Linked DNA regions of Mus musculus: all the other regions are linked to region 5. Evidence: chromatin loops called from intact Hi-C (ENCODE). Cell type or tissue: left cerebral cortex. All regions are shown on one strand. Region 1 has its middle 2.9 kb from the start of Lmo4. Region 2 has its middle 6.0 kb from the start of Gm46828. Region 3 has its middle 5.7 kb from the start of Gm33604. Region 4 has its middle 18 kb from the start of Gm34434. Region 5 has its middle 2.2 kb from the start of A830019L24Rik. Region 6 holds the start of Gm34434 (a long non-coding RNA gene). Region 7 has its middle 4.2 kb from the start of Gm33758.

Region 1 (4,000 bases), 970 kb after region 5:
TGCTTCAGTGTAGAGGGTGTGATGCTAGCTCCCTCGTAGCCCCCTAAAGCGATGCGAGCATTTGCCAGACCTGCTGCTAGCTCACGACCCTGAAAAAAGACTAGTCGTTTCTTGTACAAACCAAGATTTGAGGAATGCTAGCTAGCTTCAGAGCCTCTTTCCAGGGCCAGAGCTCAGCCTGGATCCTTGAACATCAAGTTATTCAACTTTACTCTGCCAAATAGGTTTAATAAATCTCCGATCTGAGGTTAATACTAGGGTTGATTATTAATAGTAAGTTCCAGAGAGATTTTTCTGTTGGAAATTATCATGGAAGTGCAAAGCTGTACTGCTAAGTATCATTAACTAAAACCAGTCTTGTGGGAGAAGCTTGGAAGAAAGGAAGTTGAAGAAAAATCAGGCAAAAAATCTACAGTCCTAGCAGCTGTGTGCAGAATTTTGGTTCTTTAAACTGCCAAAATTAGGGCAAAGGAATAAATATTGCCTATGAAACCAGGAAGAGGGTGGTTTTAATACCAGTTAAAAATACTCATTTCTGGATTCTAGCTCCTTGAGTTCCTAACATGCTACAGTTAAAAATTATTTTTATGGATTTGTATTTAACGTTGTGTTCTTATGATCATTCACCTTAAAAGCTTTTTTATTAAAAAAAAATCAACGTGATAATAATTGGAATGTCCTATACAGACAACAGCTGCAGAAGGTCATGATGAAAACAGACCAATTTAGGAAAGAGGTTTTTTTATTATTATTATTATTTTGTCCTAACAAAAAACCCAAAGCAAAGCAAAACAATAACCTCAAAGGAGGAGAGGACACTTTAAGATATAAGACATTGTAATATCTGGGTTCATCTCTGACTCATTACAATTTAAATCAATCAAAACTAGGCAATCAGGGATTTTTTGCTTTTAAGACCAGATGCAGAAGTAGATATACTTCTGCTTCCCCTCTGAGATTTCGGGCCTGCACAAGATCTTCATGGCTACTGTTGTATTAAAATACATCATATGGGAAGATTTCCATACCTGTACAAGCCCCTTATTGTACATAAAAAAAAAAGGTCTTTATTTTCTTTTCCTTTAAAATGATTTAAAAAAAAACAAAAACAAAAACCAGCACACATATCATACAGAATCATGGTGAGTTGTGGTATTTCCTAAAGTATGAACATGAAAATGAATATGTAATTCTAAAATGAAATGTTGTAAATTAAGGGGGAATGTGCTCAGGTATCACTAAATGACTCTCTAAGGGTCTGGGTGGTCTTTGTGGAGGGAAGGAAAGGGGAAGGGTCGGAAAGATGGGACTTTGAACTTTTGTCTCCAGGCTACCCCGGGGCCTAAACTTTTAGAGGTGGTTTTAGTGTTTTGATTCGGATTGTGTGTGAAGTCTGCACACACACTCCAGTAAAGTGGAATGGGCGGGGATATATTACCAGAAATCTTGCTTCACTGTGGTTACAGAAGCTCAAAGGTTGTAGAGGCTAACATCTTTGAGGAGTAGGAAGGGAATGCAGTCACTGTAATCAAAATTCAGGTGTACTTTAACCACAGCGCCACCTCTGGGTAGTCTTTATTTCTGCATCCTTTACTCTCCAAACATCCCTGTCTCTTCCAGGTAGCAGCAAGATTCCCCTCTGTATTCTCAAAAGCGCCTGGACTGAGAGAAAAACCAATGCCAGTCTGATTTCAGTGATCCTAAACACTCAAAAATGCTATACAAGTCCCTGCTGGAGAAGGGTACATATAATACAAGTGTTCAGACCATTATAAAAATAGCTCCAAGAAATCATTGTAATGTAAAGTAAAATTAACTCATTCCGAATACTGTTGCATTGTGTCTGTTGGCCTGGGAAGACCTGCTGATGTCACCATTCAGCCAGTTATCTAAAATGAGACATACAACTCCGGTACTTTTTTTTTTTTTTAAAGAAACACAACCCGTTTCAGGGGCTTTATTCAACATAGGAGCCGAATGGATCCCAGATAAAGCCTTTGCTTTCCCTACTTGCCCTGAAATTATTTTTCTGTACTTCATCTTCTCAACTAAGGTCTTACTCCTGGACTTTATAGGCAGGAGTTGAAGATAAGCATCTAGCTCTTTGATGAGGAAAAGGAGAAGAGATTGTGCCCTTAGAAGGCCAGTGCAAAGCTGGTTTCTGATTGGAGGCTGTTTAGAAAGGACATTTTACAAGGATGATTGTCCATTACTCTGCCATCAGAGAGATCCTTAGAACTCCAAAGGTCCAGTAGAGTTGCCATAGTGAGGGAACTAAACACTAAGGTAGACTAGCTGGTGGGTTGCGTTTCTCTAGGCTGGGTGTGCGGCACACAGTGCAGTAACTAGGACCCAGGAACGCTGAAGCTTGTAAGAATAGGAGTTAAAACTGAACAGGTTTTGATACTGCTCATCCGTGCCTATTATCCCAGACACTTGGGAGTCTGAGGAAGGAAGACCGCTTGACCTGGGAAATTTGTAGCCACCAAGACCCTCAAAAGGGGAAAGAAGAGGAATGAAAACAGGAAGAAGGGAAAAGCAAGGCGGGAACTAGGGAATATAACTCAGTTGGTCGAGCGTTGGTACCGCAGGTATGATCCGGAGTCTCGTACCGGGTGTGGTAGCGCACGCCTGCGGTCCTGCGGCTCAGAAGGAGCTCATGGGAGAATCAGAAACTCCGGGTCATCCTCGGCTGTGTAGAAAAGTCCAAGACAGCTTAAGCCACATGAGATTTTTGTCTCAAAAACGAACTGTTTTGAAAGAAAGAGAAGGAAAGGGAGGGGTGAGAAAGAACTGTTTCACGTGATAAAAGAAGCAGTTGCTTTATTCCAGCATTTAAAAAAAAAAAAAAAAAACTCTCAGTGATTATATGTGGTAACTATCCCACCGAATTATTTAATTATTTATGCTACTTAGTTTTAGATAGAAAGACCTAGCCTAACGTGTATCTTATGAGGAAATTAAAACCATAGTGAAGAAATTGATTTTTATTGAAATGAAACAGAACATGGCTGAAGAAAACACGAGAGTGGCCATGTTGAAACAGCACTGAGACTGTTGTAATTGCACACATAATTGAAGATAGAAGTTGCTTTTAATTTTTCTGTTTTGTCAGGACATTGTGAAGCTCGTAGCAGTGACAGGGAAGGTGGGAAAGGTGATGGGGAAAAAGGGGCAGGCATGGGTTATTTTCACGCCAGTCAACTTTAATTAGAATGGTTAAAAATAAATAAAAAGACCCTTTTCCCCCATGTTGGTGTTTATAAGGAGAGCAGAACTTTAACTACACCCCAAATCTATTGGTAAATCTTCATTTAGGAATATGGCCTTAGTGACGATTTCTTTGAAGTGACGATGTCTCCAGACATATGTAAGTCGGTCAACAATCTCCAAGCACAAGTGATATTCTGCAAAGCAATTAACAGACTATTTGCCTGAGTCTACCGTGTGCTCCCTCAGACCTTCTAAAGCAGTGGCCCTCAACCTTCTTAAAGTCCCCCATGTTGTGGTGACCCCAACCATAAAATTATTTATATTGTTTAATTAATAATAGGTACAAAAACCAGTGTATACATGAGGCAATGTGTATGTACCTGAGTCACTACTACTGAGTATATTAAAATTATACATTCTGTCAAAAACAGTGATCCTATTTAAAATCAATTACCACCTCCCCAAGACAAAGGAAACGGCTACTTATTGAAAAAGGAACTAAAACCATACAATGTAATTCATTTTACCTTTTGTTATCTCTGTTTTTGGTAAAAAGGAAGGCTAATAATTCAGAAATCTTGAGCAATCTAAACTGCAACTTCTGTGTCATTTTTAATTATAGTCTTGATGTAATTAAGTTTTTTTTTTACTCTGTAGTTTTATAATGAAATGTGTCGTTTTAAATATAATACTAGTTTCTATTTGCTCACCAAAGAAACTGATGAAAATATGAGAATATTTATTCATAGTAATGAATGACTCTGTTGGAATTAGGGGAGTACAATCC
Region 2 (4,000 bases), 1.0 Mb after region 5:
CCAGTTGACTTTATCATTATTTTAAATCATATTTAGAAGTGTGTGTGTGTGTGTGTTTGTACATACACGTATATACTTATATCTATGCTTTGAAACCAAAGAACTCCAAGTTCTTTGTTTATACAAAATGTTGACTTGTGGGCAAGAGGAAAAACTCACCTACCACCACCACCACCTCACTCCACCCCCAGTGTTGTAACTGCTCTGAGATCACAGGTCCGTGAGCCTTGTGCCATCCCTGGTTTGCAGCTCTGGGAACATCCATGTCTGATGTTGGAGGGAAAATAAGTCTGCATTTGTCTTACAAGACTTCCAGCTGAGCTGCCATCCAATGTCATTCAGTAGGCCTTGCTGCCCATCCTCCTTCTCACTGGCTCCTGCTGCCTGGTCCCCAGGCAGATACACTGATTCGGGGTCTCACAGTGGTCTTTCACTGATCCGTTTTCCCTACGCTGGGACCCTGACTGCCCAGGGAAGGGTCACCATCTTGCTGACTTCATGTCCCGTTTTTTCAGGAGAGGGATCTTGGTGTGTCTTCTCCACCTGCAGCCTGCTTACCCAGCAGCATGAGGCAAGATGTTCAGACAATTAACCATTAGAATTCCATTTCCATCTCAGATATACTTTACCTGTGGCGCATCCTGGGAGTTGCTTAGGTGAAGCTGGCAACACAACTAGACTCTAGTCACAGCCTCGGTTTTGGAGTCTACTGGCCAGGGTTTCATGAACTCCGATTAATTAATAAGTGGGACATGGAGACGTAAAACTTGTCAGCAGAGGGGCAGGGGACAAGCCAGGATTTGGAGACTAGACAGGAGCTTCCCACAGCAGTGTCCTTGCTGAATGCTAACCTTCCGCACTTTCCTCATGAAGAATGGGGAAACCTTTTCAATAAAAACACAGGAAGGGAAGGGTCATTGTTAAAACCACCAATGAGATGGTCCATGTGCCACACAGGTGTCTCTTCCAGAGGTGACACACAGTCTTCAGGCCACCTCAGTGGCTCAGCCCATCTCATCTGGAAACACAAGCCCAGTCCTGGCCTTGAACACTCCCTGGGGGCTGGACTGGAATCAGGCTATTCTTTGGGCATTGCTGTAATTATGTCGGTCAAGGCCTGTGTTCTTGACAAAGAAGACATCCCTCTTACTCAACCTGAGTAATCCTTAATGAGTCCTTGTATCTTGTGATAAATTTCATAATTATTCAGCCCTACCACTAACACCGAAATTCATCAGTCAGAGCAAATTAGCCGAGATTCATTAGAATAAGACATCTAGTAGGCACATGCACTTTATTGGCCTCTTACACCAATAGTTTTAATTAGGTACATATTTCACAGCTCTCCAGCTACTCCAGTGAAGGGCTGCCTTTATCCCTTTTATTTACAGTAACAAGCTATCAAACACACACCACCATAATTAAACTTGGATATAAAAAAAAAAACTTGTTTTATTAATGGCAGCCTATTCTAGCCTTGAATTTCTGAAACCTGCACTAGACAGATATTTTTTTTATTAATTAAATAAATACTATTCAATTAAACTAAAAAGATGGGGTGATGCACTCGAGGGGGTGGTGAGCTCGATTTAAGAGTGAGACTTTCTTCTTCCTTCCTTGCAGAGCATTTCCTCTATGTCACCTTCAGCAGGGGGAGAAAAAAATCTCTTCATCAGATATTTTAGTGATGAGAAAAGTGATTAAAATCCAGAACATTTTTAAATTATTAATACGGAATTTAAATGATGTTATAAAAAGGGAAATACGGGAGAAAATGTTACACATTCATGGAATTTTGGCTCATGCATAATAAACAGTTGAAAACACTACTTGTGCTACCCAAATGAAAGAAGCCAGGCCAAACACTTTTCTCCACGGGCAATAGCAGCAATAAACGACAAAGGGCGCCATCTGCTGGCGCTCTGCTTATAAGCGTAATTCCGAGACTCGTCAGACCTGCCAGTTAGTAGGTGGTTTAAAAAGTGTGATATATTTTTGGTTGTGAGCCTGCCTAGCCCTTTTTGGCTAGGACTAGGGGAGCTGCAGGGGATTTGCAATCCCATAGGAAGAGCAACAATATTAACCAACCAGAGCTCCCAGGGACTAAACCAACCAACCAAAGAGTACACATGGAAGGACCCATGGCTCCAGCCCCGTAGGTAGCAAAGGATAGCCTTGTTAGGTATCAGTGGAAGGAGAGGCTTGGTCCTGTGAAGGCTCGATGCCCCAGTGTGGGGGAATGCCAGGGCGGGGAGGCGGGAGTGGATACTGGTGGTGGTGAGGGAGAACCCTCACAGAAGCAGGGGGTGGGGAGATAAAATAGGGGGTTTCCGGAGGGAAAACCGGGAAAGGGGATGACATTTGAAATGCAAATAAAGAAAATATTCCCCCCCCCCAAAAAAAAAAACAGAGTGCTATAACTACCTACGATGCTTGTGTGTACTGAGACATGGGAGAACTGCAAAGAGGGATGGTTTTGCTTCATTTTCAAGCCCTTTCAAGGGTTTCAGGCAAGGCAATATTGGCTGAGGGAAGGGGCTAGCCTTTCCTGCTTTACTCACTGTGACTTGTGCCTCCTTGGAAATGTCACAGCCAGATCCTTAAAAGGTGAATGACACAGGAGCCAAACTGTACAAATCACACACCCAGGCGAGGTATTGATGCCACCCAGAGCCCCCGGACCCTAAGGTCCTGGCTTGCTGGATCGCAGAGAAGCGCAGAACTCTAGGAAGCTTCTGCCTCCTCCCCCTGCAGGTTTGTGGCATCGTGGCCACCACTCCCCATGTCTCCTCTGTGGTGCCTACATCTCCCTTCCCATCCCGGTCTTAGTTGTTCATTTGTCTGCTGCTTGAGGACCAAAGTCCTCATTGCTTAAGACCCTGTCAGGGGGCTCAGGTGAAGTAAATCAAGTAACACTTGAACAGAGGTGATCTGTATTGGTTAATTAAACCAGTTTGCACATGCCAGTAAACAAAAGGATATGTGCAGCAGCCTTTGAGTGGCATCTCTGAAACATTCAGATCCTAGGCCCATTATCTCAACAGCTGCAAAGGGACTCTGTCACTAAGCCTGGCCAGCCAAACCTGCCTTTGTGGGGCTGCCAGACTTACAGCTTGGATGTCCACATTTCTAGAGAGCACAGTAAAGGACCCTTCTTGCTGGCTATATTTGCGTTGTATAATAGGGAACTAGATAATTTTAAGGATTCCTTTCATGTGGTTATACTTTTTGTTTGTTTTGGTCTTTAGGACAGTCTTCTAGGTGTTCTGGAATTCATTATGTAGCCCAGGCTAGCCTTGAAACCATGGGTATCTGCCTCTGCCTCTGCCTCTGCCTCTGCCTCTGCCTCTGCCTCTGCCTCTGCCTCTGCCTCTGCCTCTGCCTCTGCCTCTGCCTCTGCCTCTGCCTCTGCCTCTGCCTCTGCCTCTGCCTCTGCCTCTGCCTCTGCCTCTGCCTCTGCCTCTGCAAGTACTGGAATTAAAGGTATGCACCCACATAACTGGTCGTGGTTATACGTCTTATAAATACCAAATACCTGATAATTCCAGAATTTATATTCCAGATTAATTTGTATTTCGTAGGTTATCAGTTAGTAATACTAGGGAATAAATTGTTACTAACAAACCTTGAGTGAACATCCTGCCCTAGCCTTTTGTGTGATGTGAGCCTTATAAAGCATCTTCCAGTCTCACTGCTGTGAGGAGAGCTTGCCCCAGCTACAACTGCCAGGTTATTCAGTGTGCTCTACATACTGTGTGGGGGACATGTGTATAATGAATTTTCCTCCCGTTTGTTTTCTTCAGAACATATATTGACTATGAAAATAGCAAGCCCCAGAGCAGAGGAGATGACTCAGTGATTAAAAGACTTCAAATCTATGTGTGAGGACCGGAGTTTAGATCCTCAGAAACCCACATGAATGGCTGCAGAATTCTAGCCTCAGACAGAGATATGAAATCTCCAAAGCAAGCTGACAAGCAAGGCTAGCTGTATCTGTGAA
Region 3 (4,000 bases), 260 kb after region 5:
TAGATAGTGCTAGGTATCGCTCTTTAGGTTTGTTCTACCTGTGCACAGACCCTAATTATAGAATAGAAGCTGTCTGCAAACAGAGCCTCCTGGGCAATACTGATGGTTTCATAGAACTTAAACAACTCAGGTGGGCAGAGGCCACCAGTTGAGGGTATATTAATTTCTTTTGCATATTTGTGACCAAAATATCTGACAGGAGAACTTAAGGGTACAAAGGGTTGATTTGAGTCCATGCTTTCTGATGGCTCTGTCAGTCATGACTAGGAAGGCATAATAGAGTTCAGAGAGAAAATGCATGATAACTCTTCATAGGACTGGTAGATCTGGAAGTGGCTAGCCAGGCTCTAGTCACTTACTTCCCTACCTCCTAAAGATCCTATTATCGTCAAAGTAGAGGCAAGTCTGGAGATTGAGTGCTAAGTAGCAAGTTGTATTTTTTTTCCTTCCTACTGAAAGATACTAACTGGAGAGAACCCCACTACTTACTCTCTAAATACATAGGAATGATCTTGCTCCAAATAACAACAGGTAGAGATCTCTCAATACACAAATTACCTCATTACCTCATTACCCCTCCAGTTTCTCAGCCCTCTTTCTCCTAGAAGCCATTTTCTCATTCTCATGGCCTGTCTTGCTGTTATCCACTGTGGAAGCCACCCAGCAGCTCCTGGATCAGCACTCTACATCCTTTGGACAAACAAGTCTACAATCAAATTGGTTACTGGACTTTCTAATTTTCTGTCCCTCCCAGTGCCCCTTTGTAGACCAATCTTAGTTCCTCTCAGTTTGTACAGAAAGTGAGAGTACACATTCTTTCTTCTAAACCATGATGATTCTGTAGGCTCTTCTGCATCTATTGTGATGATGCTCTCAGTCTGGTTCAAGAAAGAGACAAAGAAATCCAGTAAGTTCAGTGAAGGTTGCCTGACTCTAGTGATAGGTCACTGGCAAACTTAATCTATAAACAGTTCACAATAAATTACAACTACTGTCACTTTCCCGTAGCTTTCTGTGAGTCATAGAACAAGGAGAGGTAGTTCTCTAATGGGCTTCCCTGTTGAAAAATTTGTGAATAAATAATGAATTTTTCTAGATGTAGTTGTTTAAGTTAAGCTCTTTTACTCCAGCTCAATTTCAGACCTATTGTCTGCTAATTCTGTAGTAACTGTTGACAAAGAATGGAAAGTTAAAACCACAGAAATGAAAGATGTTACATTTAGCATCCTATGAAAGGGAACGTGTACAATGTCCAGGATAGACAGATAGTCAGGTTCGAAGTTGCTATTGTCATAGTGGCATGCTAAAAAGGAGAATACAGATCCCTGACTTGGGATAATAGTCAGTCATTTATTGACTCCAAAAATCATAAAATGAATCCTTGTATTAGGTGAGGAGTTGGGAAGCAAAGACCTGGCATTTTCTGTGAATTCAGGAGGATTCCTCTACTCAGCATGACACCTATTCAAAGGGCTCCATTGTTATCCTAGGGAGAAGTGGAGAGATTCATAAAGGAGCTGAAACACGTGGCCCTTTGTGGCACTTTACTGATGACTCAGCTGACCTTGCTTGCCACCCAATGTGAATCTTTCTTAGATTTTTGTATTTTAAGAACAGGGGCTCCATTGGCAAGTGACGAATCCTATTGACAGTGAAAGATTTTTATGGCCACTGATGCTCAACAGGAAACTTCAGAAGACCAAATGGACTAAGGTCATGATTCATTTGGGCATAATTTCAAAGGAAACTCATTCCCAAACTGATGACTCTCTTCCATATATATATATAGCACATTTCACTCTCTGCCCATCATTCAGAGAAAAGAATACCAAACCCAACAGGAAATTGACGGCTCTACAGTATAAATAAACTTGGACTTTGCAGATTGTTTGGCTCTGCTCTCTTTGGTTGGATTATGAGGGAATAAATCATCCCTGGTGTGACAGGGGCGATATGCTGTTATGAATCAACACATTCGTATGTCACGTACAAAATGTTGCTTTTAGCAATTTACATAGAGAACAATGAAGGATTGGAGCACATTAATGAATTAAGTGGCTCTTGTACATTCTAGAACGATGCTGGGAAATAAAAATTTCCAGGACAATCAGCAAAACTAAAAAAATCATCTGAGGTTTTCCTAGCAGATTCCTTAATGTACTGTTTATTCACTTGCCATTTATTTAGAAGAATCTGAATATAGAATTCCAGAAAAAAATATTAAAGACTTAGTAGGAAAAGTGAACTATTTTAAATCCTTGTGTTATATAATTTTGCCTTAGAAGGGATGTAATATGCCTGCCAAAAATCATAGAAGGAGGATACCACAAGAACAAAGACATTTGTGCCAAAACCATGAAGTTGAGGGAGAGGAGGTTAGACCCAGGACAGTGATCCTACGTTGTAATAGCCACAGATTTGCTGCTGAAGATCTTGTTTAAATTGCCAAGTTGATTGTTTTGAATCTATGAAATCTTGAGTCAAAATATGATAGCAGGTTTTGGGTGGGTGCATTATTCATGCATTTTGATGAACATCCCATATTGTCAGACTTTGTATGGGGGAGGAAATGTTGTCATGCTTTTGTATACAGACACTTAGCATGCATTTTATCTTTCTAGGACCTAAGTGATGGCAATATTACTGATCGCTTTATTTCTAAAGGTTAGGGGAGAATGATAGAAAGACTTTGCATCCCCAACCCTGAGGTGCCCCTGTAATCTTGTTTGGTAACATTTGCTTTAGGTTTAGTTTTTGTTTGTTCATTTTGATCCTACTTGGGAAAAAAAGTACCTATTGAGATTTTTTTAAATACATGTGCAATATAAATTACACGCCACCATGCATTTATTAGTTATGTGTTAAGATAACATTTATCTCATTGTTGACGGTTACACCAAATCTCAGACAAGTTAACTTTCTTTAATAATGAGAGCATTTCAAGGGTATGGAGAAAGAGGAGCACTCCTCCATTGCTGGTGGGATTGCAAGCTGGTACAACCACTCTGGAAATCAATCTGGCAGTTCCTCAGAAAATTGGACATAGCATTACCTGAGGACCCAGCTATACCACTCCTAAGCATATACCCAGAAGATGCTCCAACATGTAATAAGGACACATGCTCCACTATGTTCATAGCAGCCATTTTTATAATAGCCAAAGCTGGAAACAACCCAGATGTCCCTCAACAGAGAAATGGATACAGAAAACGTGGTATATTTACACAGTGGAGTACTACTCAGCTATTTAAAAAAAAAATGACTTCCTGAAATTTGCAGGCAAATGGCAAGATCTAGAAAATATCACCCAGAGTGAGGTAACTCAGTCACAAAAGAACAGACATGATATGTACTCACTGATAAGTGGGTATTAGTCAAAGAATCTGGAATACCCATGATACAACTCACAGACCACATGAAGCTCAAGAGGAAAACCAAGGAGTGGATGCTTCAGTCCTACTTAGAAGGGAGAACAAAGTAATCAAGGGAAGTAGAGGGTGGAAGGGATTTGGGAGGAAGAGAATAGGGGAAGGAGGAAAAAGAAGGGAAGAATCATATATGGGAGGAGGTAGAGGAGAAGTACAGAGGTTCACGAAATTGAACAGAGCTGTGTAGCAATAAGGGGATGGGGAACTGGGTGTAGCAACCAGAAAGTCCCAGATGCCAGGAAAGCAAGAGCCTCCCAGGACCCCATGGGGATGACATTAGCTGATATACCCCACAAAGGGGAGGGAGAACCTTTCCAGACCATATCCATAGTTTAGGCATGGCCCCTTGGTTGAGAGATGGGGCCACCCACCCATGTCCAAAATTTTAACCCAGAATTGCTCCTGACTAAAGGAAATACAGGGACAAAGAGTGGAGCAGAGACTGAAGGAAAGGCCATCCAGTGAGTGCCCCACCTGGGGATCCATCCCACATGCAGACACCAAATCCAGATGCTATTGTGGACACCAAGAAGTGCTTGCTAACAGGAGCCTGATACAGCTGTATCCTGAGA
Region 4 (4,000 bases), 1.2 Mb after region 5:
GTTTGACCAGGTCTCCCACCGTTGCACTGATTTCCACACAAGGCAATGGTAAGAATGTGCCGCCACAGGCAGAGTCACCCTAGTGGTATCACAGTGCAATTGCATCTGGTGTCTCATTTCAGAAGGCAAGGATCTGGAGAAAATTCCATTGTGGGAATAAGGAAGCCAGTATGCTCACATGTTTTATCTCCTATGCATGGCCACATCCTCTCTGATAGCCTCTCTTCCACCCTGGGGGCGAATTAAAAACATGGTATATAAAACGTGCCTTTCAATTTTTCTGCAGTTTGGTAAAAGTCTGGGCCAAGGTCTTAGACTTGGTAGCAACTGGTACTGTTTACTGAGTCCTTTTGATTTGCCACTAGGGTTATTTTAGTATAGATCAAACTTCCTGTGGGTTAGGTAGTGGCAGGGGACAGATGCTGGAGACATTAAGCATGTGATTGGCCAGAAGGGTGAAGCAGAGGCCAGAAGATGGCTACATGGCATCCCTGGTCTTGTAACCCTTCCTTCCTTTTCTCTTTCTCTTCTGCCAACTCAACCCTTCGTTTTCTGCCTATCACGCCTTTGATCTCGCAGTCAAAGTGCGTGTTGGAATTCTGTCGCTGGGTTTGTGGTCCCAGCCAACAGCATCACCCAGCCCTGCTCTAGCACCGATGTCATAAATCCAGAAGAATTTCTAGGGAAGGAAAAAAAAAACCTGTTCTGAAGTCGAGTTGCTACCATTTCGACATCCTGACAAGTGTGCCCTTGTGTGCTTTCAGCTTAAAGGAGGCAGGAATGTACCAACCGCCCCAGAATTCATGTCATGTTCTCAAGAGTACAAAAGACAAGGCAGCATGGGGTGGGCTGGGAGACATCTCCACTCCAGTGTGTCCTCCATCAGCTCTCCGCAGGGAGGTATTCTGAAGGAACACAATGGTGACCTATAGGCTCAATATGATTAGAGTTTCAATAGTGGAAGATAGAGGACCGTCAGTGAAGAGTAGGAGCTCTGTAGTAGAGTGCAGGGATCGATCGAGTCTGTGGGCCCAGGAGTCTAAATAGCTGCCTGAATGGGGCAAAGGATATGGTGATGCAGACAGGAAGGCCAGAGGACAGCAGGTGACCCGGAGAAACCACCTTGTGATTTGAAATGTAACAGGGAATCCCGGTTCCCAGGAAAGAGAACCGAAGTGAACAGAAAGTTGAGAAAGCCCGACTCCAAGTGGTGTACTGGGCATCAGGGAGGGGTGGGACACACAGTGCCTGAAGCTAGTGACAACCGGGCTGCTGTTACCCCCCAACTACAGCATAGTCCCAGGCAGGCAGTGCGCAGGAGCCGTGGGGGTTTTGACGGCCTCTTGCTCAACACGCAAACCTTTAGCTGATGCCAATCAAAGCAAATGAGTAATTAATAATCGGGCAGGGAGCGACTCCGGGGAGAGGAGGGTAACAGAGGACAAAAGAGCTTAGCCCATTGGTGTTTCGAATGCTGGGTCGTAGCCACAGGGCGAATTCCCCCTCGCCCAGCAGTGCAGCACATGAAGGTCCTAAGACAGGATGGAGGGAGGAATCTGGTAGAGGCAGCTGGTGGAAAGCCAAAGGATTTCCCAGGGCCACGCGCGTCCTAGCCAGTGGACAACGTGTCTCAAATGTTCCTGTGGCGCCACCTAGTGTCCAAGGCTCAGAGGATGCCCAGGCAAAGGCTTCAAACTCAGGCCAGATCTAGGACCTCAGAGTCAGAACTTCAATCTTTAATGTTATGAGGCAGGTTGGGGTAGGAATGGGGTGTCTCCTGGCTGTGGACAGACCAATGACACTCTCCAGCTGGGCAAACGCCCGTGTAAAATCTCTTCTGCTGCCACTAAATCTAAGTAGCACATTTGCCAGAAGGTACAGGAAAAATGACACTCCCTTTCTGAGACCATGAGGTGATGTCTGGTTTTTCCTCAATACAATGGCAAGCCGGTTATTAATTCATCCAGACAAAAAAATATAGATGCTGTCATCGTATAAACATGAGTCCCTGAGCAGAATGGGGCCTCAGGCCATCAGGGGGTGCAGCATATGAAGTGTGCTGAACTCTGGGACAAAGGACAAGATCACTTTGTTGAATGGAAAATGGGAGATGAGAGAAGACCCTGAAGTGGAAAGAATGAAACCTGGGAGCCAGGATGTGCTTTTAGAGTTCTGGCGTTGGCCCTGCTCGGTTATCTGTGTGACCTTGACCAAGGGAAACGGTGTTCCTCTCTCCCAACAATGCTGCGAGGCTCAGATTGTGGGTTTCCCTGAACAGACGAGGAAATAGCGGCTCCAGGAGTTTATCCAAGGTCAGGCCCAGGTCGGTGGCCACACCAAACTTCCAACCCACATCTGCCCAAAGTTCACAAACATGTTCCTCTGACAAGTCCCAGGCCCTCTGGGCTGTGATTCTCTGTCTATACCAGGAAGGGGTCCACTCCAGAAATAGCAAACTGTGATTATAGGGTTTCATCGGTCCCTTAAAACTCTGTTTTAGTGCACACAAGCCCCACAGTGATAACAAAAGGGCCTTTTAAAAGGATTTATCCATCTATAAAAGCTACTGGGTTTTATTTCCCAATATGGGCAAAGAACACCAAAACAAATGTGTTAGGACATCAAATCCCCTTTAAAATTTAGGGCAGGGAAAAAAGAGACTCGGAGTATATTAGGGGGTAGCGATAGTGTGGTGTCCTCAGCAGTGGGACTGGGTCCTCAGCAGGGTCCAGCTGCAGGCATTGCTTATCGGGAGCCAGTGGCCTCCCAGGCTAATTGCATTCTGACGATTGTTTAGCCTTGATAAACACAGCAGTTTATCTGGCTACCGGTTCGGATCTGGACAGAAGCAGATGGAGCACACTTGCAATAACCTCAGAGATAAAACTTTCCTATCTCAGGCAGTTGATCTCTTCCTTCAAGGGTCATATTGTCCAGCAACGGCCACCTCTGAAAGAAGGAAGTGGGGGCAAGCCAAGTGTGCACAGTGGCAAGCCAAGTGGGCCTTGCTTGTCTATAACTACCCTCCCTGCTAACCCTACAGTTAACCTGCCCAAGACATCAGACGAGTCAGTAAATAAATGGAGGAAATGCGAAACGGGACCCCGAAGCCAAGATCCTCTAACACAGCCCGCTTTAAAATGAATCCTTCCTCAACTTGCTTTGGTAAAGGAAGGGAAAGTGAAAGCTTACCAACTAAGACAGGAAATGAACTATAGCTCAGAAGCTCCCAGGCACTGCTAGGCCTCAAACTCACCATGTGACCAAACTCAGCACCATAGTGGACTGAGCTAAATAATGTCTAAGACCTTCTGGACCTATTGCCTAGCCCTCAATTAGATGAGCCCTTCCATGTCTCACATGTAAGGTAGCAACCAAAAGTTACAGTCTACCTACTCAAACCCTGGCTTGACACCATCCCACTATTTTGAAACCCTCCAGGAGAACCTGGGAGGCCCAGTAGCTCGGCTACGGAAAGAACCGTCAAAGCACAAGAGAGAACAGATTCTCTGATCAGACTCTTCTACCTCAAGAAGTTCCAACTAGGAATCGCTGCCCTAATTTTCACTTTGGGGATGAGGAGAAGGAAAGGGGGGAGTTTCCTGGACAGAGTCCTCCAGGGTTGAGGTCATCCCTTTATTGGGGGCGGGTAGGAGCTCATTGCTCCTCTAAGCTTCAAGCTGGTTCTGGGCTGACAGTAGTTATTAATTAGGTCTGGCAAACTGAGTGGGTGCCGGTGCTGACAGATTTACACAGTGTGTGTAATCAGTTACGAAACTAGATACCAGCCAAGGCTAGCCCCCCAACCAACCCCACCCTTTAGGGGGGCTCTACTGCCTCCAATTTCCCACTCTACCCAGCCTCTGGCAACAATGTTGCCTGGTTCTGAGCCCCACCTCTGCCGCGGCTCTGATCCTCACCCCTACACCCCAGCCTGTTTTCTGTCTTCCTTTTGGGTTGTGATTCACGGCAGATACTAGAAAGGAAATGGCCCTCTTCA
Region 5 (4,000 bases):
CTTGAGTTAATCAAGAGCCACTCCTAAAGAAAGACATGGAGAAAAGTTCATAGAAAAATTAAATATATGGCTGATTGTCCAGAGCTCTGTAAGGAAGGAGATGGGCTACTGGAGAGGGATGGTTTTTACGTGGAAAGGCAGCCAGATAATGTTCAGCCATTGACTTCAATACAAAATGAATGCTTAAAATAGCCCAGAAGGCAGATAGGCAGATCTTCATGAATTCCCCCTTCTTTCCTTCCTTCCTTCCTTCCTTCCTTCCTTCCTTCCTTCCTTCCTTCCTTCCTTCCTTCCTTCCTTCCTTCCTTTCTTCTCTACTTCCTTCCTTTCTTCTCTACTTCTTTCCTTTTTTTTCTTCCTTTCTTTCTCTTATTTTGTTTGTATTTTACATGAATGAGTGTTCACCTACATGCATGCTTATGCACCACATTAGTACAGTGCCACTGGGGGCCAGAAGCAGGCATCTGGTTACATGTAAATGGATTTGCAGTTGGTTGTGTGCCACCGTGTCGGTGCTAGAAATCAACATGGGTTTTCTGCAGAGCACCAAGTATTCCAAACCTCTAATCCCACTGCTCTAGCTCAGGTTTCTGTTTCTCGATAGAAAGACTAGGGAATCGTCATAGAAATGGGACTGGAAGTAGTTAACCCACCAAAGCCTAAACTTTAAAGCCAAAGGAGCCAGTGATAGCCATTTAACTCCATAGTACCACAACAAACCAACACTCCTTCCTCTTTTCTCTTTTCTACACAGTGACCAATGTTACAGGGGAGGCAGCTGTCAAAGCTTGATGTGAACACTCACATCTATTCTAGGAGTGATCAGAGAATCTTGACCAAGTACCCATCAGCTTGTTTGTCATGGAGGAAGACCACTATCCCTAAGGTATCTGGAGAAGTTGTCTAAATAAAGCTGTAAAACACTGCTTCTCAACCTGTGGGTGGCAACCTCTTTGGGAGTCACGTATTACAGATATTCTGCACACAAGATATTTATATTATGATCCATAACAGTAGCAAAATTACAGTTATGAAGTAGCAACAAAATAAGTTTATAGTTGGGGGTCACCACAGCAGGAGGAACTGTGTTAAAGGTCACAACCGTAGGAAGGTTGAGAACCACTGATGTAATGGGTTTAGCTTGCCAGTGTCTATCATAAACTTCATGAAATTTCAAATAGGTATAAGAGAGATATATTTCTCCACAACTTAGAGTGGAGAAATTAAATGAAGAAATTAACTGTAGGAGAGACACTTCCTTTGTCTGAAGATGTGCTGATTTAATTAGTTTTTATCAAATACTTAGGATATGCAATGTACTGTGTTCCTAACACAAAACTTCTAAAGATTCTCTCTCTGCCCTTCAGGGTGATATAGTCAATGCTATGCCCAGAAACAAAGGAGCTTAAATAAAGGACCATGCACTCTGGGTTTTTAGTTAGAAGGTAAGCAGAACTCCATGTAAAAAGGTCAAAGAGTGGGTAGTTGGTACGTCTGTGACCAGAGCCTGAAACTTCATTAGGCAAAGCCAGCCTGGGTATTTCTCAGATGCTTTGCAGTGTGTTCAGTCTCTAAAATGATCAACAAAAGGAGACCCAGAGAATGCATTCCAGCCCATGTGCTGGGGCTGTCCCTGGTTGAGAAGTCCCTGGATAGCTTTTATCATCATGAAAATCACGACTAACATAGCCCTTCAGTCAGTTCCAGTCATCACTGGGAGGAACAGGGGTGATTTCTCCAGCCACGTGTTCTGGTAGGGAGGTGGTAGACAGTGAAGGCAGCCTTGAGGGTGGCCCAAGAAGGCAGTGCATGATGCCTCTGTACTGCAGACTCAAATAAAGTGAGATGAATCCTAACTGCATAGAATGTTCCACATTTATGACTCCAGACAAGGGAGGGTAAGGAGTACCAAGTCACAGTGGTTCCCTGACTCCTTCAGGGCCTATAGAGTTTCAGATCCTTTATTAGACATTAGTTAGAGTTAGCTGGATGCTACCCTTCCTCATGAGCTGTTTTTAATCTGTTTGCTACTGTAGTTCATTTAAGCATCAGCAGATGGGGCCCTTGGTTCCTTTGAAGAATAGCAGGGATTGAATTTTGTTAATGTCTGGTGGGCTGCAGGAATTTTTCTTGTTGCATTTACAGCATCTAACATTTGCACTCTTTATAGCATACACACCTTTGCTTAATTGAGAAAAGAAATAGCTCATTAGTGACACAAAGGCCCTTGTCCCCATTCCCGTTCCACCCTTCTGTAGGGAAAACTTGGGTCTGCTTAGGGAGGGATGAGTACAGCACAGTACCCAGACAACAGCAAGCATCTCCGAAACAGCCAGGCAAGGCAAGGTCAAGGTTAATATTTCGAAGTCATGAACTTGCTGGGGAAGGATTTTGCTATATGGGACCACAGGTGACAATTCAATTGCACAGAGGTTATCCAGGTTTTGCGTGGTTTTCTTCCTCCTCACTCGAATTTCATGTTATGAAGAAGACACTGTGTGAATTGGCTGCTTCTTTAGCCCTTACCTGTGCTGATGATTTTCCTGAGTGATGTTTGTCGATAGTTCATAAAGAGAAAAACTGGTCCTCTAGCTCTTCACCCGTTCAAGTGGGTGAGTTTCAGCTTCTCCCAAGTGAGAGCCTTTCGCACCTGAAATGGAACAGCCCTCGGAGGGAAGAATATTCTCTCGTGGGCAGAAGAGGTGACAATACTGGGTCCTCCTGGCGTCTTCCCTTGATTTCCTTGCTCTTCAGAGTTAATCACTGTTTCACTCAGCCTCTCCTCTCCTCAGAAAGGGGTTGATCCAGAATTTTAGTTTTCATCAAGTATCATAGATAACCCCAGGGAAAAAGTATTTCTTATTTGTGAAACTTTGGTATGTTTACACATAATTCAATATACTAACCACATCTTCGATTAGTATGATTTAATTTATAGATCGAAAACATCTTCCTTAGCATCATTAATATTTGTGTTGTAAATAAGCCCCATGCTTAGGCAGATCTGAACAGCAAACTTAACAAACAATACTCCAGATATATCACTATAGGAGAGAAAAATGGGTGGGTTTTTTTGGTTTGTTTGTTTGTTTTCTTTGTTTTTGTTTTTACATGCTATGTTCACAGGACTAGGACTGTGGTCCAGTATTAGCCACTTCTCATGGACTTGTATTTTAGACTGAAAGACCATCTATATATTTTAAAGAATATTACAATGCACACATTCCTAAGTTCAAGTCTTAAATAGCTTGTAAATCAGGAGGAATGAAGTGTCTTTGTCTATGGTGTTCTCTGTCTTTTTATAAATTTGCAGCCTAATGTGGTAAACGAGGATACAGTTTGCAGATTTTGGACTTAGAGTTTACACTGATGAAACTAGTGTGTTACTTCTGGGCAGAGAGGATGTTTGCCTGTGGTTAGCCCGAAGCCAGTTTTAGGGAGGAATTGTTCAATTCTTCCCTCCTTTTGTGCTGACATGCTAAGTGATATATACGGAAATTGTGTGTGTGTGAGACTTGTGCCTTCATCTAAAGGACTGCTTGTGGGCAAATTTCATTAGTACTTGATTAGTACTTGCGCTAATTAAGCCAGGCACAATTTTGCCTCCGGTCTTCCTATGATGAGTTAAAGCTGGACTGAAAATGTGGCCCTAAATGCATGCATTGGAAGCCCATAAGCCCATATAATCCCACAGAGAATTCTCACTTGACTCCTCCATTAAGGCTCTGAAAAAGTAGAACAGAGAATACTCCCTTTCCAGTGCAATCCGAGTTCACTCGGATCCGCGATATGCTAATGTTTAGATTAAGCAGATGGTGAGGAAGGCGGTCGTTAGTTGAGGATTGTTTTTCTCTTTCTGCATATTATTTCCAAACAAACACTTTAAGAGGTAAGTGTGCTGCCTCCTCCCTTTGCTTCTTCCTGAGTGAAAAATGAAAGAAAGAAGAGCAGAGCTGCTTGGCTGTGACTGCCATTCTGTGTGTGCCCACACGTGCCCAGT
Region 6 (4,000 bases), 1.1 Mb after region 5:
GGCAAGGACGCAGCCACCAGTGGGTGCTGTGGGTACCCTAGTCAGCAACACATAAAAACTGACATTCACACCATCCAACTGCTACTTGTCTTACTTGGCACACAGCGCAGTCACAGCCAGTGGCCGCCAAGCCCAGCATCTCTCTGGTCCTAGAGATTCAGGACAGCCTTGGACAAAGAAGGTCCAAGGACTAAAACCAGCCAAAGCTCCTGGACTCAGTGTGACTCAACCATTCCACGACTGGTCTGCAGGCTCAGAGACGAACCACTGGATTACCAAAATTATATCCACCGCGCTGTAAATCAGTCAACACCTACCGTTTCAAACAAGGCCTCTGCATTTGTTGACAACTCTGGAGAAAATGAAAGATGATAGAATGCTAGCCAAATAAGGCTTGTTTAGCCTCCTGCAAACAGACGGAAGATCAAGTTAAAAATGCAGAGGAGATCACCAGTTCTTAATTATAATTATTTAACCAGGTGGGTAGTTTCTCCTAATGAACATTTCCATGAAAACAGAATAACTAATGACAGTCTTAAAGAAGCCTTTGTCTTTCCATGTACTAATGATCACATTTATAAATATGCAGCAAGGCCCCCGTGTACACTGCTAATGATAAGTAATTAAGGACAGGCGTGGGAAGCCAGGGAAAGGGGTCACGGTAATGCAGGAGAGGAAATTAAAAATGCAATAAAAATAAGTTGCCTAGAAAAGATTAAATAAACTTGTGGCTTCTCCTCCTTCCAGAAAAAAAGAACTATGATTTCCTCATTGGCCAGAACACAGAGTTGGGCCAGTCAAGGGCTTACTGTGTCCCTTCACATCCTTGGCCACCCCGTTAGATTCTGTTTTCAGATACCATGCCCCGCCCCCACCTCAACACCAGCCCTACAAAGACGGAGTCCTCAGTAAAGATGGCTGGATATATGGCTGAAATGCCCATGATGAATCATCTCTAAACCAAGTGACTGTCATCAGAGAACCTTTGACATCATCCCCAATGTGAGGAACCCTGCCACCCAAGCACTTGGAGCCACTTGAAAGACACCAAGCTTGTCTCTCAGGCGCCATTCAAACTCCCTTCAACATATCATCCCCAAATAGAACAGAAATCTGAGGCACTAAGGGGAAAAAGAAAAAAGAAAAATGGACTTCTCAAAAAAATTATAAAGTTGTGTTTGGGGACCGAATAGGAACCCCAGTGTTCCCTGTAAGCATTAAAGGCACACCAAATGAGTGAGTGGCCTTCTCGGCGAAAAAAAAAAAAAAAAAGGCTTATATTTGGATCTCCAAAGCTCTTAAATAAGGGCAATTTTGATTCTCCTTTAAAGTGTCTCGGTAAAGCTCCCGAGCCACTGAGAGTTTTTTCCTTACAAACATTTTAGACTCCTTGATCTCAAGTCTTCGGAGACCTCACATTCCCTAACTGTTCCGTGTGGTTAATCCCTTGGTGGGAGACTCTTCTGAGGCTGCGTCCTCTTCTGAGGCTGCGTCCTGTCCCGGGTTAACAAGAAGGCAACCTTCATCTGAAGTCAACAGCGGCTCACAAGCATCTTAACTTTGGAGGGGGGTGCGGGGGGGGGGTGTTCTCTTTAATCCCTTTTTATGTCTTTCTGTGTCTCTCTGTTTCTCCGTGCCTCACTCCTTCACCCTCTGTATCTCTTTCCCTCCCTCCCCATCTCCCTTCCCCTCTGTATGCTTTCTCTCTCTCTCTCTCTCTCTCTCTCTCTCTCTCTCTCTCTCTCTCTCTCCCCCCACCCCCCAAACAAGTTCTTAGAACTTTTCTAAGACAAGACACTCAAGGCTTGGCTGTTTCTGTCTTAAGTCTCCGTATGAATGCAAATGAATTGTTCGCTGATTCATAAAATCTTCAACAAGGCCCATACTTCTTTTGTTATCAGGACGTGGTCATCTGCACATAGCCGACTGCACTCTGGTAAAGGCCATTTGGTACCTGACTCTCCCGGCAACCAGGAAGGCCAACAAGGCCTGGCTCACAGGCACCGCCTCCCAGGGCAGAGCCTCGCTCCCCTCCCTCCCGACCGCACAGCCCGTCGAAGGGCCACTCTGCGAGCTTATCCTGACCCCCAGTGGCCAGCACTGACATCCATCCCGCCCGCGCCGGGTTCCCTTTGGGCCAGCACCGCCCTAAGGCTCCTTAGATCCCAGCTTTAATTGACAATTAGAGCAAACTTCAGTTCTCACAGGCATCAGCGAGTGAAATTTCGCAACTTGCAAGTTTCACAATTCAATTCCCTTGAAGCAAAACCGACAGTTTCCCTGAGGTTTCACGCCACACCTCACCATTTGTTGTTTAACTTCCCCCACAAGTTTCTCTCACCACCCCCCACCCCACCCCACCCCCACCCCCACACTTTTATTTTCGAGTCAGCCGTGGAAACAGTTTAATTATGTTTCTGAGGTCCAGCACCCCCCCTCCCCGCTTGTCCGGATGTTGAGTCAGCAATTCATAGCGCGGGGGGGGGGGGGGGTTAATAACCACCGTAGTAGATCTTCCAGGGACCACCCCATTCCTAGGGAGCCATTAATGGCTTCCGCCCACCCTCTTGCTTAAATCCAGGCCACCCATAGGATGCAGCCAGCAAACCCTCCTGACCCAGGTATGGAAGGGCTGGCCCGGTTCAGCAACCGAATACCGGATGACTTTGGCTTCCGGATACTGCCACACTCTAGTTTTAATATAAGTATGTCCCAAATACTGGCGGGGATGCATTTGAACCAAAAAGGTATTTGTGGTTTATCTGAAATTCACATTTTTTGGGCCCTCCGTTTTATTGGGTAACCCTACTAGCGGACAAAGGAGGGGCTGGCTTTTACCAGTTTTATAGCTCAGATTCATGGATAGATCAGAGGGCCTGGCTCCTTCGAGGATTAGTGAAAACTTTCGGTTTTTAAGCAGTAAAGAAACACAACGTTGATTACTGGACGCCCTGGAAGGGCTTAGTCTGTCTCCTCTGTCCATGCCTGTAATGGTGGCCACCCTCCCCATCCCCCCCAGCAGTGGCTCTTACCACCTCATCCTCTCCTGCACAGCCAACTAACTCTCCAGGCTTCTGCTGGCTCCCCACCTACCATAGAAGTTAAAGCAAAAGTTAAAACCAAGGTAAGTACTTTTAGGGGCAGTGGATTGATTGCAGCAGTATCTTCAAGAGGTTCAAGAGGCAGCCTGTGTGCACTGACATGTAAAAGGTGTTTGAAAAACAAGTTTTAAATTACAGTTATTTTCTTTAAAAAAAAAGAAAATTAAAAAAAAAGAGGTCTACGGCCCTGGGAACAGCGTACAGATCTGTAAGCCACCTCTGCAAGTTTGTCAAATGTTAAATGGAAAATATTTGGCAGGATTTAAAATTAGCCTTGCACACATTACTTACAGATGTTTCCAACCAAGACATGAGACTGAACCACACCAAGTCATAAACCCCACAATGGTGTATTTTTTTATATCCCAAGTTAATTTTTATTATATAAGTAGCCATTTGAAGAAGGTATTGCAGACTGCTTAAATTAAATACGGGAGTCTGGAATCAGCAGTGTCCCCTTACGGTATACAGCCCAGCAAATCACAGCACAGGGCTTTCCACATCTCCTTAACTGCAATAAGGACAGTGAGTTTTGTAACCGTGTGAGTGGCAAGCTGTGGCTTAAGGCAGTGGTGGCGCACGCCTTTAATCCCAGCACTTGGGAGGCAGAGGCAGGCAGATTTCTGAGTTTGAGGCCAGCCTGGTCTACAAAGTGAGTTTCAGGACAGCCAGGGCTACACAGAGAAAACCTGTCTCGAAAAATGAAAAGAAAAAAAGAAGAACTCACGGGGTGACCCCTGTGCTGAAATTAAGAGGTGATCTCAAATGGGCAGGGTCATCTGGACAAGACTGTTGGTAACACTTCTTCTCTATTGTTTCAGTTGGCACTGAAGCATATGTTTTTCCGGGGGGGGGGGGGGCAGGGAAGGGGCAACTGAAAAATGTCTTTGATAATTTCA
Region 7 (4,000 bases), 360 kb after region 5:
TAGACATAAAAGCATCATAAAGAGGACTCCGTGCCTCTAGAAAGAAAACAAGACTGAAAAAAAAAGTGAAGAGAGCAACGGAGATTCTGTAATGTTTCTGTCTCAATATGAATCTTTTAAAACTCATGCTTCACTATATGTTTTGAAGTGGGATGCGTGAGGGAGACAGGAAGAAGTGCAGTTCCCATAGAGATCCATTCCTTTCCCTAAAGCACTCACTGTGTTGCTTCCTTTTCTTGCAAAGCCGATCCTGTCTCCCACATTTTAGCTGACCCCATTTGCATTGCTTTTCGGGGGAACCTGGTCACAGTGCCAGTGTCCCCTTCTTCTTAAGGGGCACTGCTAACCTTAATGACTGGCTTCTGGTGGAGGATTGGTTTTCATTTCATTCTGAGTCCTTAGTAACTAACAATCGTCCTCTAAATTTGCTCCCAAGGCTGTGATGGACCAAAGATGCTGTCAGAGTTTGATCCTGTCTCAACAGCAGACCAGACCCTGTCCTGACAGGGCTTTTGCACCAGCCCTATAAGGAATACTTTTAGAGACTGTATAAGAGGCCCACTGTAGTCTGTCAGCACTTGTGAAAAGTGTGCTTGTGAGTTGAGACAGACATTAGAAACTCAAACTAAAGCTAACAACTGAAAACAAACGAACAAACAAAATATGCTGAAGTTTAGGAAGATTTCGATCTGGAAGGACTATTGAAATAAAGGCCTGGGACCTTTACCCCCAACCTCGAAAGATATATCCAAGGAACTATTTACAGTATAATGACTCCAAGAACCCATAGCAAGAAGAAGGAGGAAATGGAGGAAGGACAGGAGGAAGGGGGAGAGAGAGGAGAGAGATTCCCAAACAGAATCTGTTCAGATCACGGGGAGATCTTGTTCCAATAGACTATGAGCTGGTAGGTCTGGGTAGAACCCAAGAGTCTCAGACGTTCTGGCTGGCTCGGGTGCTCTCAGGACAACACACAGACAGTGAGATATTCCCTATGGTCCACAACTGCTCTGACACTGCAGCAAGCTATTCCCTCTGTGCAGTTCTTTTCCTTCCCTGGAGACACTGGATTTCAATGGATGGTGAAGAGACCTTGAACCGTGACCTTAAGCTTGGCTGTAGGAGATAACTCTCAAGCCATAGCCCATGATAATTAAATCCCCAAAAATTGGCCACAAGAATCAGTAGTTTTAAAAATTCTTCTGGTAGTTCCAATATATACCCATGATAGAGAATAGAAGCTTTTTAACAAAAATGATATTGGTGGGACTCAAAGAAACATGACTATCGGTGGCTTCTCTGACACTGCCAGGCAATGCCATAGGTCTCTATATTTTTCATAGATAAACCCCCACATTCAGAGCTTAAACATAAAACATGGATTATGCAGCTTTCCCCTGGGTTAAGCTGCTAGGAACAATGTTAGACGACACTGAGGGCAATGTCTCCTGAAATAGGCAATGAATGGAAAGAACACAGACCTCTCTGGGTACCACTATTGTGTGAAAACAAATCCTGTTGCTGCTGGTCTGTTTGATTTTTAACCAATAATTTGGTGGTGCCATTGTAAAAATACATGCTCTATCAAACAGGCACTGCAGGTCTGCACAAACTGCTCATTGCCTTTGTGTCAGACTGATGGGTTTAGGTGCTCTGTCTTCTGGAGCTAACTGGCTACTAGAGTTACTGGTTCTTGGAGCTGCCCTCTGTCACCATTAGCTGGGCAGCAGGGGGAGCTACAGTTACCATGGAAAACACCCTGCGTGACCTGGCCCCTAGAGAACTTTTTCAAGTTCTCTTCTGAAAGTGTTTTTCCTAACAGCTCTTCAAGTCATGGCTAATGTTTACTGCCCCAACCCGAATCTGGACCAGAAATCCTCAGGTTCTTGTTGGGTCTGTAGATAATCTGACAGGAATGACAAAGGATGTAATAGTCCATAGAGCCAAGTTCAAGTCACAGCGCTACTGCTTATAGTAAATTAGGTCTTCCTGGATGATACTCCTTGTTCAAAAGGACTGAGCCACTATAACAGAATGTATCAAATATAAACTGAGTTCCTGGCTTTGACTCTGAACAAGGGCAAGGATAAGTTTTTTTGTATCAGTCCTCAGTCAAGTGGGTATGTATCAGATCAAGGACCGTTCCTAAGACTTAGATTGTAAATGTGTTGCAGAACATTGGTTGAGTAAGGACGAGGTTAGAGCCATGATACTGTTACCATGGCCTAAGAGTCTGAAAGAAAGTTTAAAACTGCTGGAAAGGAAAGAATTGATTGAACTCACTCTGCCCTGAAACACAAAGTCAGAGTGGCTGCTTTCTCAAACCTGAGAAGATTTTTGAAACTGCTATGGTTGAGCCCCTTAGAGGGAAAGCTCTCCAAAGAAATCAAGCCATGTTATTCTAACCTCCTTAAGGTGTCTAAGTATAACTCATCCCATAGCCAACGATGTTTTCCCTCTCTACTCTCAGTTGTACCTTCATCCACCCTCCCTCCCTCCTTGGTACTGATGTAGAAAAGGTGGAACCCCAGGGATTATTTAGCATACCTTTCCACTCACAGTATGGGTGTCTTTAGAATTCTTGTTCTGAGATGACCTAAATGTCTCCTCTGGGAGGAGTCAAAGGGTGATTGAACCAATACTTTTCTCTTTAGAAAACTTTGTTCACAATGATGCCCAAGGGCTTTAATGTGTTGCTATTACTGATAATTCTCTGGACAAAAATAATATGGAAACTTCATGTGATATCATGGTTTCTCTGATGGGCTTTCAAACTAAGAGCTACATGGCTTTGAGTCACTGGAGCAATATAATATGAAAATAGATTGGTACTCATTAACCTTAATTTCTTTTGCTATGTTATTCATGAATGTGTCCTAATTGGGGGTGCACTTGCTTTTTCTCCTGGATACATTTGTTCCAGCAAAAGAGCTGGACTATTGCATTCCAAACAGACAGATTGGTAGTGGCACAAATGCATGCAAAATACACAGTCAAGGCTCTGCTCTGTAGTCAAGAGCCTGTCTGGTAATTCTCCTGTGTCCCTGAAATTGAGTTGTTAGTTCACTTAGACCAGTTCAGGAGTCTGCTTCTCCTCACCCAGCTCTGTCTGCAGCCCATGCATTCCCTTGTGTAGTTCTAGCTAAGAACCTGGACCAGACTGAGATATTTGTAAACAAACACAGCATCTCTCCAGAAAAAACAAGTCATTGGAGAAAAGAGGAAGTGACAGTCTTCCTAAGGAAGATGACATTTTAAAAAGGATTTTCTCTTTCTTTTTGGTTCTTAGTGACTATAGAAGCTTGCATAACAGAATAAGCACAGGGAAAGACAGTTGGAGAGTCTCCCTTAGCAAGCCTGGTAAAAATTTGTCAAAAGAAAGAGATGGGTCAGACCTAAAGCTATTCTGGTTTTCTAAGAATACAATTCTACATGTTTTCTGGTTTTTAAAAATACCACTAGACATTTCCCCCCTACTATCATGATGAGCTTAAAGAGGTACATAGAATAAGGAATGAACTTGTTCATTAGTCATTTGCAATGGGAAGCTGAGATCTGACTGAATTTGTTGGAGATATCATAATAACCATCCCTGTTATCTTGTTATAGGAAGAGGTAACATCTTTCTAGAGTTCTTCATGAGAACATTGGATAGATCACCCAACAAGAAAACTGGTAGTGCTTGCACAATTGACCAGTTCTGAGTCTTGAGACCCAATATGCTGGGCTGGTACCCTTCCAAGGACAGCGCACCGTATATAGTTTGATTCTGGTTTCCTGGACTTATTCTCTCTTTATACCATCTGATAGTAAATAAGTCAAAAGTGTCAGAGACATCCAGGCTTCATCAGTGTTTGGCATGCCTTCTACTTTTCTCAAGTACAACTTTCTTTCTTGTCTTGTTAAGCATGAATTTCTGTTCAGAGTCAAATCCTACAGCTAGATTGAGAATGAAATTTCCTTATATCTGTAGGGGTGGTCAGATTTTCAAAAATATAAA

The links. Peaks named below come from ENCODE experiments on the same cell type or tissue, not always from the same donor. Only the 100,000 strongest peaks of a DNase experiment are listed, where the experiment ranks them.
Region 1: it touches region 5 in a loop (8-fold over the local background); 7 of 42 quality-filtered maps call a loop at or near these places.
Region 2: it touches region 5 in a loop (8-fold over the local background); 7 of 42 quality-filtered maps call a loop at or near these places.
Region 3: a loop joins it to region 5, with 3 times the contacts of the local background. A loop is called at or near these places in 2 of 42 quality-filtered maps.
Region 4: it touches region 5 in a loop (5-fold over the local background); 3 of 42 quality-filtered maps call a loop at or near these places.
Region 6: it touches region 5 in a loop (4-fold over the local background); 3 of 42 quality-filtered maps call a loop at or near these places.
Region 7: a loop joins it to region 5, with 2.5 times the contacts of the local background. A loop is called at or near these places in 2 of 42 quality-filtered maps.

The regions. Positions count from the first base shown.
Region 1 is chr3:144,206,200-144,210,199 of GRCm38, forward strand. No RefSeq gene overlaps it. Among named protein-coding and RNA genes, the nearest start is that of Lmo4, 2.9 kb to the left of the region's middle. In left cerebral cortex, a CTCF peak has its summit at 1,558; a DNase peak (open chromatin) is centred at 1,565; H3K4me3 peaks cover 208 bases; H3K27ac peaks cover 223 bases.
Region 2 is chr3:144,240,321-144,244,320 of GRCm38, forward strand. No RefSeq gene overlaps it. Among named protein-coding and RNA genes, the nearest start is that of Gm46828, 6.0 kb to the left of the region's middle. In left cerebral cortex, a CTCF peak has its summit at 1,918 (motif pointing left); a DNase peak (open chromatin) is centred at 1,908.
Region 3 is chr3:143,499,692-143,503,691 of GRCm38, forward strand. No RefSeq gene overlaps it. Among named protein-coding and RNA genes, the nearest start is that of Gm33604, 5.7 kb to the left of the region's middle. In left cerebral cortex, no CTCF peak of the experiment used is centred here; a DNase peak (open chromatin) is centred at 2,445.
Region 4 is chr3:144,398,284-144,402,283 of GRCm38, forward strand. No RefSeq gene overlaps it. Among named protein-coding and RNA genes, the nearest start is that of Gm34434, 18 kb to the left of the region's middle. In left cerebral cortex, CTCF peaks have their summits at 89 and 1,661 (motif pointing left); a DNase peak (open chromatin) is centred at 1,642; H3K4me3 peaks cover 462 bases.
Region 5 is chr3:143,238,904-143,242,903 of GRCm38, forward strand. No RefSeq gene overlaps it. Among named protein-coding and RNA genes, the nearest start is that of A830019L24Rik, 2.2 kb to the right of the region's middle. In left cerebral cortex, a CTCF peak has its summit at 2,046; DNase peaks (open chromatin) are centred at 560, 1,814, 2,056, 2,623 and 1 more place; H3K4me3 peaks cover 358 bases; H3K27ac peaks cover 2,228 bases.
Region 6 is chr3:144,379,078-144,383,077 of GRCm38, forward strand. Gm34434 (a long non-coding RNA gene) reads right to left here and starts at 3,078. Exons shown (of 3, transcript XR_001784068.1): 1 at 3,033-3,078; 2 at 318-406. In left cerebral cortex, CTCF peaks have their summits at 24 and 2,104 (motif pointing left); a DNase peak (open chromatin) is centred at 2,084.
Region 7 is chr3:143,597,559-143,601,558 of GRCm38, forward strand. No RefSeq gene overlaps it. Among named protein-coding and RNA genes, the nearest start is that of Gm33758, 4.2 kb to the right of the region's middle. In left cerebral cortex, a CTCF peak has its summit at 1,723 (motif pointing right); DNase peaks (open chromatin) are centred at 199, 1,737, 3,037 and 3,342; H3K27ac peaks cover 2,950 bases.